2 separate regions of the Homo sapiens genome follow, and region 2 is linked to region 1. A link is a loop called in an ENCODE intact Hi-C map of the cell type or tissue named here. Cell type or tissue: heart right ventricle. All regions are shown on one strand. Each heading gives the region's core, and the rest is flanking DNA. Links, peaks and the distances in the headings are about the cores only.

Evidence for each region. A loop is a pair of places that touch in the nucleus more often than their neighbours do. Peaks named below come from ENCODE experiments on the same cell type or tissue, not always from the same donor. Only the 100,000 strongest peaks of a DNase experiment are listed, where the experiment ranks them.
Region 2: a loop joins it to region 1, with 7 times the contacts of the local background. A loop is called at or near these places in 2 of 110 quality-filtered maps.

What each region holds. Positions count from the first base shown.
Region 1 is chr17:41,161,770-41,167,167 of GRCh38, forward strand. No RefSeq gene overlaps it. Among named protein-coding and RNA genes, the nearest start is that of KRTAP4-4, 3.7 kb to the left of the region's middle. In heart right ventricle, for the core only: no CTCF peak of the experiment used is centred there; no DNase peak of the experiment used is centred there; H3K27me3 peaks cover 1,391 bases.
Region 2 is chr17:41,222,635-41,228,032 of GRCh38, forward strand. KRTAP9-2 (keratin associated protein 9-2) reads left to right here and starts at 4,014. Exons shown (of 1, transcript NM_031961.3): 1 at 4,014-5,018. The coding sequence starts at 4,021. The coding sequence ends at 4,545. In heart right ventricle, for the core only: no CTCF peak of the experiment used is centred there; no DNase peak of the experiment used is centred there; H3K27me3 peaks cover 1,159 bases.

The DNA.
Region 1 (5,398 bases), core at 217-5,216:
GTGTGCGTGTGTGTGTGTATATATATATATATATATATATATACACACACACACGCACACATACACACACATTATGTCTGACCTTGGGTGATTTTAATTCTTCTAGGCCCATAATTTTCTTTTGATGTATATGTATATATATATATACACTCACACACACACAGGTTTGGGGGAATATATATATTCTGCCAAAGGACCTTAGGAATATATATATATATTATACATATATAGATGGGTAGATAGAGAACCTTATATATAGGTAATATAGGAATATATATATTTACATATTTATGAATATATAATATATATTCTTCATATATGTTTGTATTTAATAGTATGTATAAATATATATATAATATATACAATAACATATTTAGAAATATATATATTTATATATATATGTATTTACCTTTATCTCCTAAGGCCCTTTACCTTAGGAATATTATGCACACACACACACACACACACTCAAACACACACACACACACACTCCCCCAAACCTGGATGTTAAAGAAACCCAAGGAAGAAGGCAGAAACTTCCTGTCTTTGTGCCACCCTCCACTTTGGGATGCTCTTGGGTTAGCAATTTCTGTTTGGACTGGTCTCTCTGAGGATACTATGGACACCCCAACTCTGCTGAGGGTCTTTCCATAAAACATGCTCATCTAAATATTTGGGGGCCATGAAGGTAAGAAAAAGTGAATATGCCAAATGGCAGAACCATGTTTCCAAAACTACAGAAATACTCTCACAAGGAATCAAACCTAACAAGATGAAATATCAGAACCAATTGTAGATCAAATGAGTGGTTATTAATGCAGCATGGCAAACGAGATTGGGGAGGAGTGAATATATCTAAATTTACTGGGAGTATTTATTTAACTATACACACACCCTAAGGTTGTGTCCCCTCTTAGCATCCCTTCACCAGATAGAATATTACAAGTTGAGGACATCTTATCTGAAAATCTGAAATCTGAAATTCTCCAAAACCCAAACCTTTTTGAGTACCTATATGATGCTCAAAGAAAATGCCCAATAGAACATTTAGGATTTCATGTTTTTGCATTAGGGATGCTCAACAAGTATAATGCGAATATTCCAACTCTGAAAAAACTTGACATTTGAAACACTTCTGGTGCCAAGCATTTCAGATATGGGGTACTCAACCTGGATCACCACAATGAGCTCTATTACTGCAGGCATGCAGTAGAAAGGCAGGTTGAGAACTTCTCGTCTAGAAACAACCACTGTATGTGTATAAGAAGACCTTGAAGCAGTTTATGATGAGGATTACTTAGGTGTGTCACACTTTAGTAACCTCAGTATTAGTTCACACTTACTGCCAACCACTTACTGCCACTAACACTGTGTTAACTCCTGCATGCAAACTTGAAACATTCATGAAAGTGGAACATTTACTAAGGTAGATGAGGCATTTCTAATCCTCCAAGAGTGTTCAGAACACATCTGGAAAATGCATTTCAATCCAGGCTAGAAGGATAAAGATAAATTGGGGTTTATGAAAAGCAAAGTTGCTGTGAGGGTGGCATTATGATCAATGAGGAACAAATGGAAACACTTTGGAAATGTAACCTAAAAAGGAGAAAAGTGGAACAAAGCAATGGCAGTGCAGCCTGAAGGGGCTCTGTATGAGAATGGACTTCCTCAGATGGCTGCCATGGGCTGATATAGGATAGGGAAGATAGGATGTTCCTAGGGAGAAACAAAATCTGACACAACATGAGGAAGGTGCTTTATGAAATGGCTGCCTCTAGAGATAATCAGGGGAGGGGGTTTCAGTGTGAGCTGGTGTTTCTGACTGAGGCACATGCAAGAGCCAGATGGAGGGAATTGGATGAAATTACTTTGAGCTTCCCTCTCTGCACTCAGGTCCATGTAAGTCTAATAAGTGGAATATAATGTTATACTGTTAACCAGTTTCTACTGCTGCCCTGGTCCTGATTTCCAGGCTTACACAACCAGGATGATAACAATCTGGCTCCTGAGTGGGCCCCTGCTTCAGCACTGGCTGGTGTTCTGAGTCTGCACTGGCTCTGATGCACCCAGACACAGCATCGTATTGAGGTCCTGAGCCTTTGTCCTCAGTCAGAATGAACAGAAGCAGGTTCCAAGCTGTTACGGGGTTAAAACCCTGGTGAGCCCGTTTATGGTGTATGAGAACAACTCTAAGATTTCCTCGAGAACTTGAATTATGGGAAAAGAATCACATCCTTGAAGAACCCTGATGACTGGTACCTACCGATGACTCAGTGGAGATCACTTTTATTTACATGAATTGACTATTTTTTTTCTTTGTAAGGTGAGCGTGTGTGTTTTGCTTAATGTAAATTTGCATTATGTTTAGAAATCTCTCACGATTTCTTCTAGTACTTCAGCACTTTCATTTTTCCCCAGCTTTATTGAGGTAGAGTTGGCAAATAAAATTTTATGTATATCAAGGGTACAACATGATGCCTTGATATGTATATATTGTGAGATGATTATCACAACCAAGTTAGTTAATACCTATCACCTCACGTAGTTATTGTTTCCTGTGTGTGTAATGAGAACAATTAAGATCTACTTTTTCAGAAAATTTCAAGTACTCAATACAGTATTATTAACTATAATCACCATGCTAGTTACTAGATCCCTAGAATTTAGTACCAATGTCAGATTTTGGGATTTGACATGTACTATGATCCTATGAGAAGCAACCACTGAGGGAAACTGAGTGAAGGGTACAGGGAACTTTGTCTTATTCAACTTCATGTTAATCTATAGTTATTTCAAAATCTATCGTTATTTACAAAAGTAAAAAAAAAAGAGGCTAATTGGTAGTAAAAGACAGCATGCTTTTTTTTTGGATATTTTCATATATTTATTCTTATTTTTCATGTGTCTATGTTTAACTACATGGGATTTTTTTTTCGATGTGTGGATATGTATATAGGAAAATTCAGAGATTATTCTTTTTAAGATTGGGTAATTGGCCAGTTTGTGAGCATTTACAGTGTTTTAAATAACTTTTATCTTTCAATTAGAAACACACATCAGGCATATCATACACTCTGTCATCATTTTTCCAATAGTTATACATGTACTTTATTTTCCTTATCTTATTGAGTAGTTCATAAGACTTTTGTTTAAAATACTTTCTGTAAAACTCGGAGACAATAAGGTGGGGCTCTGCATTTATGTTCTTGTTGAGTTCTTAGTAGTCCGAATCTTATGCAATTCACCAACTATATTTCTACAAGCAATGTAAATTGGGAAAAAAATCGGGTACTGAAATATTTATTTTTATAAATGAGCTAAACTTAAAAATGATCCAAAGGGTAAGTTCACAGCAAGCATTCATTTCTTTTCCCTCCATGTAATTTGCATGCAAGTCAGGCATTTTCACATATTTTTATAAATCTTTTTCTTGATTTGTTCTCCTTCTTACAATAATTTTAATACACAATTATTTTTACTCTAGTTAATGGGATTTTTTAAGTGCCCTGAATTCCATTTCAGAACTATGAAGGGAATTAAATATTTATGTTACATGGATAATAGTATTCAATATTCATCAAAGCATGCAAAATAAGCAATTAAGAATATGCAACTGTATCCCATTATGAACATATCCTTGATACGCCTTCCAAACTTAAATTCCAAATTCTTTCTGCTATTCAGCTAGAAGTTTTTGCTAATATTTTCTTCATGGAAAATTGTATTTTCTGCATTGATTAATAATTAATAACAAAAAAATTTCCATTTTTTGAAATAGCCTATTTCTTATTAATTTTTTAATCATTCAATTACCCCCCAGCTTATACAAAGAATTATATAGTAATTATTTTTTAACAGTTAACAAGTCACAGTAGGTTTGGGTTATAACGAACATACTGTGGCTTACAAGATAATATGGAATAGTGGCTAACCCATGAATATAGTGAGAAAACTTTTTAAAAGTTATATTGGAGTAATCCCTTAGCTAATAATTATTATTGTAGTTTAGCTATTTGGCTATGACAAACTAATACTAGTTGCACCTCACTTGAAAATATATGATAGCAACTTAGTACATGGTATTGTACATATCTTCACTTGGTTAAACAACTTTTAGAGGATATGCTTAGTGATTTATATTTCAACTCTAAATTGTTAGTTTTCTTTTTTTTTATTATACTTTAAGTTTTAGGGTACATGTGCACATTGTGCAGGTTAGTTACATATGTATACATGTGCCATGCTGGTGCGCTGCACCCACTAACTCGTCATCTAGCGTTAGGTATATCTCCCAATGCTATCCCTCCCCCCTCCCCCCACCCCACAACAGTCCCCAGGTGTGATATTCCCCTACCTGTGTCCATGTGATCTCATTGTTCAATTCCCACCTATGAGTGAGAACATGCAGTGTTTGGTTTTTTGTTCTTGCGATAGTTTACTGAGAATGATGATTTCCAATTTCATCCATGTCCCTACAAAGGACATGAACTCATCATTTTTTATGGCCGCATAGTATTCCATGGTGTATATGTGCCACATTTTCTTAATCCAGTCTATCATTGTTGGACATTTGGGTTGGTTCCAAGTCTTTGCTATTGTGAATAGTGCCACAATAAACATGAGTGTGCATGTGTCTTTATAGCAACATGATTTATACTCCTTTGGGTATATACCCAGTAATGGGATGGCTGGGTCAAATGGTATTTCCAGTTCTAGATCCCTGAGGAATCGCCACACTGACTTCCACAATGGTTGAACTAGTTTACAGTCCCACCAACAGTGTAAAAGTGTTCCTATTTCTCCACATCCTCTCCAGCACCTGTTGTTTCCTGACTTTTTAATGATTGCCATTCTAACTGGTGTGAGATGGCATCTCATTGTGGTTTTGATTTGCATTTCTCTGATGGCCAGTGATGATGAGAGAGCATGCTTTTATTTGTCAACCAGGCACCTTTATCTCATTGACATTTTATGATTACCTTCATGTGTTTTTGAGTTATTATGATCCCTTCTTAAGAGAAAAGTAATCCTAGGTTGACAGAGTTTAAATGCCATGTCTAAGATCATAGGTGGCATGCAGTACAGTCAGAATTCAGCCTCAACTCTGTATAATTCTCAAGTCCACAGAATATACTCTACATTGAGCTGCTTCTGTTTAAATTAGTTTAAATCACATCATGGGATGCAGCTTATTGAAGACAGTTTTTTTGTGCTGGCAGTTATATTCCACAGCTTTCATGTTATATGTGTTAGGTTCAAAAATGTCTCTTAAATTCTTCTCCTGTTTCTACTATGAGACTGAATTCTGGCTTGGATAAAATCTAATTGGAGAATGCCAATTTAATGTTTTAATTATTAGGGTGTTTGACAACATGTACTCTTCTTGTGTTGTGCAGAA
Region 2 (5,398 bases), core at 399-5,398, 61 kb after region 1:
GAAATGTAAATCAAAACCACAATGAGATACCATCTCACACCAGTTAGAATGGCAATCATTAAAAAGGCAAGAAACAACAGAGGCTGGAGAGGATGTGGAGAAATAGGCACATTTTTACACTGTTGGTGGGACTGTAAATTAGTTCAACCACTGTGGAAGACAGTGTGGCAATTCCTGAAGGATCTAGAACCAGAAATACCATTTGCCCCAGCAATCCCATTACTGAGTATATACCCAAATGATTATAAATCATTCTACTATAAAGGCACATGCACACATATGTTTATTGCAGCACTGTTTGCAATAGCAAAGACTTGGAACCAACACAAATGCCCATCAGTGATAGACTGGATAAAGAAAATGTGGCACATATACACCATGGAATACTATGTAGCCATAAAAAAAATGAGTTCATGTCCTTTGCAGGGACATGGATGAAGCTGGAAACCATTATTCTCAGCAAACTAACACAAGAACAGAAAACCAAACACTGCATGTTCTCACTCATAAGTGAGAGCTGAACAATGAGCACACATGGACACAGGGAGGGGAACATCACACACCAGGGCCTGTCAGGGAGTAGGGGGATACAGGAGGGATAGCATTAAGTGAAATACCTAATGTAGATGACGGGTTGATGGGTGCAGCAAACCACCATGGCACGTGTATACTTATGTAACAAATTTGCACGTTCTGCACATGTACCCCAGAACTTAAAGTATAATTTTTAAAAATAGGCCATATCAAATAGCCTAGATGTATAGTAAGCTATATGATCCAGGTTTAAGTACACTCTACAATGTTCACACAATGACAAAATTACCTAGTGGTTCATTTCTCAGAACCTATCCCCATTGTTAAATGACAATAACAGGATTCATGTTTTGGTAAAAATTAAAAACAAAATTTAACAAAAAAAAGAGAGCAAAAAGGAAAGATAAAACACAGCATGTGACAAAATATTTATACCATATCCACTCAATAAATGATAAACTCCTGATACATATATATCTTATATAAGTTTATAGAAAATAATCTCCACATTATCTATCTATCTATCTATCTATCTATCTATCTATCTATCTATCTATCTATACACTAGTCAGAACATACGTCCAAAATCTATAAAACACTAAGAAATTAACAACCATGAAGAAGTATGGGTAGAAGACTTGAACAGGCATCTTATGAAAAAGGAAAAAGGAACAACCAATGCCTATTAGACATTAGTCATCAAATAAATGCAAATCTAAAACATAAATACATACCAGTACAATTCAGAAGGTTCACAATATTAGGGTCAAGCAGGAGTCACTACTGGTTGTAAAATGTTGAAACACTGCTTTTTTCTTTCTACTAATGCTGATTATAAGTGTTTCCTATGACGTGGCAATTTCACTCCTACATATATTCCCAGAGGGAAGAATTTGAATGCCACATTCCCATATAAGAAATATTCATTTTCAAATCCTTACCAGACTAGAATAAATTTGGCTAGCTTCGAAGCCATTCATTCTTTTTAAGATGCCTGTGCATAACTTTGCTCTGTTTCTTTTTGTGTAACTTTGAAGTTCCAAGGGCAATCTAATCTTATTTTTCTATCCAAAGCCATCCCTCTGTAGGGTCTAAATAGTGATATTTCTTACATGTTAGTGTAAACTTTCACTTCATTCATTTCTGCCATAATATTTAAGAACCGATAATGATATTCTGTCATACACGTCTACTTATATTCTCAGGAAACTCAGTGTTTACTTTCCACTCTCTTCAAAAATCTACATGTAAAACTCAGTGCAATAGGCCTGTTGTTAGAGAGCTGCATGGGCTCTCATGTTTTATGTGTTTGTTAATCAAGTGATAATCTGATACCACTGTCTCGTTATTTGGGATCCACCAATCACACTTTCCCCCAGGTTCTCCTCAATGAATTTAACTGATACCTACATATGCTGATGTAATTTCCTCCTCCTATAATTTGAGTTGCAGATTAAAGACAATTCCTCACTCACGTTTTCTAGATTAACACAATATTGTTGTAGAAATGACTAAGTACAGATTTCAGATAATTGGGCTAGACTTCATTGTTTCTGTCAAAGTAGATAAGAAAGACTACAACTGGGCTACAAGTATCTCCTGGGAGTTCCCCCCATGGGGTGTGTGTGTTTGAAAGGGACCCATGGGATAGTCTAGTGCCCCTGTTGAAAAAAGAACTGTTGATCCCCAAGCCCACACTCTGCAATAGAACTGCTAGAGTATTTCATGGGGCATGAAATTGCCTTTAGAAAAACCAATACAGGGGGTCACATCAAGGTCAAATTGGGCACAGAAGGGTAGGAATTTTGCTATATTCGGAATTTCTTTACTTAGAGAAGGTAGAGGAAATAGAGTAAGAATAGGAGAATATATTTTTGGAATGCAATGATAGTAAATATCCTAAACAAAATATAAGTAAATAAAATCCAATGGCATATACATATGATCGTAACCACATGAATTGTTTTCAGAAATGCAAGACTGGGCTAATATTTGAACATTAATCAACTTTTAAAATAACACATTTTGGGAAGCCGAGGCAGGTGGATCTCTTGAGGTCAGGAGTTTGCGATCAGCTGGCCAACATGGTGAAACTCTGTCTCTATTAAAAATACAAAAGTTAGCTGGGCATGGTGGTGTGCTCCCATAGTCCCAGCTACTCAGGAGGCTGAGGCAAGAGAATCTCTTGAACCCGGGAGGTGGAGATTGCAGTGAGCCAAGATTGTACCACTGCACTCCAGCCTGGGTGACGAAGCAAGACTCTGTCTCAAAAAACATAGAATAAAACAACACTTACTGAAAAGGTAGAATAATCATAACATTATTTCAGCTTATAAAGAAAAAGCATTTTGTAAATTTCAGTACATTTTCAGTTTTCTGTCTCTCAGAAAATAAGGAATAGAACAAGACCTGTTGCTATGATGAAATGAATCTACAAAAAAGACAGAAAGCATCGTAATTAATTGTGAAATACTGAGAGTTCTCCTTTCTATCCAACGAATATAAAAAGATATACACTACACCATTCTATTAGACATTGCCCTGGAGGGTCTACCCCTGGACAAGGGCCAAAAAAAAAGCAAGATTAAAAATACTCTTATAAAGCGAAGAAAACTATTACTATTTTTTATGAGTCATGACTGCACATGTGCAATTTTCTGTCACACCAAAAAAAAATACAAAAAGTATTAGAATTAACAAGCTAGGACCAGAACTCAGCTTGATTTGCCCGAATCTAGAGCACTTACGTCACAGAGAGTCCCATGCTGGTAAACCCTTCAGTCCCAGGCAAATCAGGGTAAATGGCAACACCATCACAGAGACACTCGATGCTTTCTGAATCCCAGTGGACTCCTTTTTCTACCCACCTGCTTTGGTCTAGCTCTGCATTTTGGAATACATTGTGCCAAACACCCTTTCCCTAGTGAGTGTAATAGAACTGGAAGACACAGGTGGAATAGTTTGTAGCGAGAAAGATGCTTGTTACTCTTGAATCAGACTTTTGTGGGTAAATAGGCTTGGTGCCGGGCACGGATTCAATGCATCACTGTGAACATAACAGCATCACGCGACTGCCCACAGACATTTCCCAGTCTACATACAGTCAACCATGAGGCTGGACAGAGAGAACTATCTGCTTCCCGGATCACCAGGAACTATCACATGACCAGATGATGGTCAGAGCAGGAATGATGCTGGTGATGAGACTGCCTTCCTTTTATCTGAAACAAAGTTTTTATGAGTAATTCTCAATTAAGAAACAGATTAAACCCTTACTTTCAAAAGATTCATAAGATTTCAGAAACAACTTCCCCTTTGACAATCGCAAAGGGAGTATGGAAAACAGTGTAAACAACAACAAGGAAAAGTCCTGCTGATTGGTGGAAACTTTGGAGGCCAGATGTATAAAAGGTCCAGATTGCAAGGGGTCATCAGATTCTGGGAAACTCACCTCTGAACAGAAGCCCACCCTCCACCCCTGACACCATGACCCACTGTTGCTCCCCTTGCTGTCAGCCTACCTGCTGCAGGACCACCTGCTGCAGGACCACCTGCTGGAAGCCCACCACTGTGACCACCTGCAGCAGCACACCCTGCTGCCAGCCCGCCTGCTGTGTGTCCAGCTGCTGCCAGCCTTGCTGCCGCCCAACTTGCTGTCAAAACACCTGCTGTAGGACCACCTGCTGCCAGCCCACCTGTGTGACCAGCTGCTGCCAGCCTTCCTGCTGCAGCACACCCTGCTGCCAGCCCACCTGCTGTGGGTCCAGCTGCTGTGGCCAAACCAGCTGTGGGTCCAGCTGTGGCCAGAGCAGCTCCTGTGCACCTGTGTACTGCAGAAGAACCTGCTACTACCCCACGACTGTCTGCCTGCCTGGTTGCCTAAACCAGAGCTGTGGCTCCAACTGCTGCCAGCCCTGCTGCCGCCCAGCCTGCTGTGAGACCACCTGCTGCAGGACCACTTGCTTCCAGCCCACCTGTGTGTCCAGCTGCTGCCAGCCTTCTTGCTGCTGATCACGTTCCAAGAGAACCACCATCCTCACACAACAAATTTCTGCTCAACTGACTCATCTTTTGGGGGACTAATTTAATTTGCTGCTGACAGCCACCATGCTCTCACCCAAATTTTTATGAATTCTCTACATGTTTAAAATCTTGGAAATCTGCTTGAGGGAGGGCAGAATACTTCATCCTGATTCTCTTTTTCCTTACACCTTGTGGATCATGTGCCAGCTTCATCTGTTCTCAAGTTTGAGTCATGGTCTCAGCTTTGACTCTAAAGTCAAGAGCTTCATTCCCTGCTTCTAAGGAATTTAGGTTTCTGCAACTGATCGATGATCTTTGCAATCTTTTTTTTGTTTTCAATATCCTCCTCATCGTTCTTGTATCCTTCTTTCTTCTTTTCATGATAAATTTGTGTTGTGTCCCTGGTAGCAGAAATCCTTACCTATATGTTTCTGAATAAATTCTGAACCATCCTCATCTCATATAGTGTTTTGTTTTATTTGAAAGCACTCCTGATATGGGATTTACACACATATCACATACCATAGTTATTATCCAATTTGATTCTCAAAACAGGTGGTCATGCATTATTACCTTCATTTTTCACCTGAAAAAAAATTAATATGTGATGTTATGTAGCTAATAAAGGACAGATTCTGATCCAAGCTGAGGTCCTCTCTTTCTGCCCAAGGACACTTACATTTAACTCTCAACATAGTAGAAATGACATTGGAAGTCAGCACTAGCAAGACATGCACTTGAGTTTATTTAACAATGAGAGAAATAATCTCTCATATTTGCAAATAATATTTTTATTCACAAAAAAATCCCAAATTATTTTTTCCCACACCTCAGTGAGCAA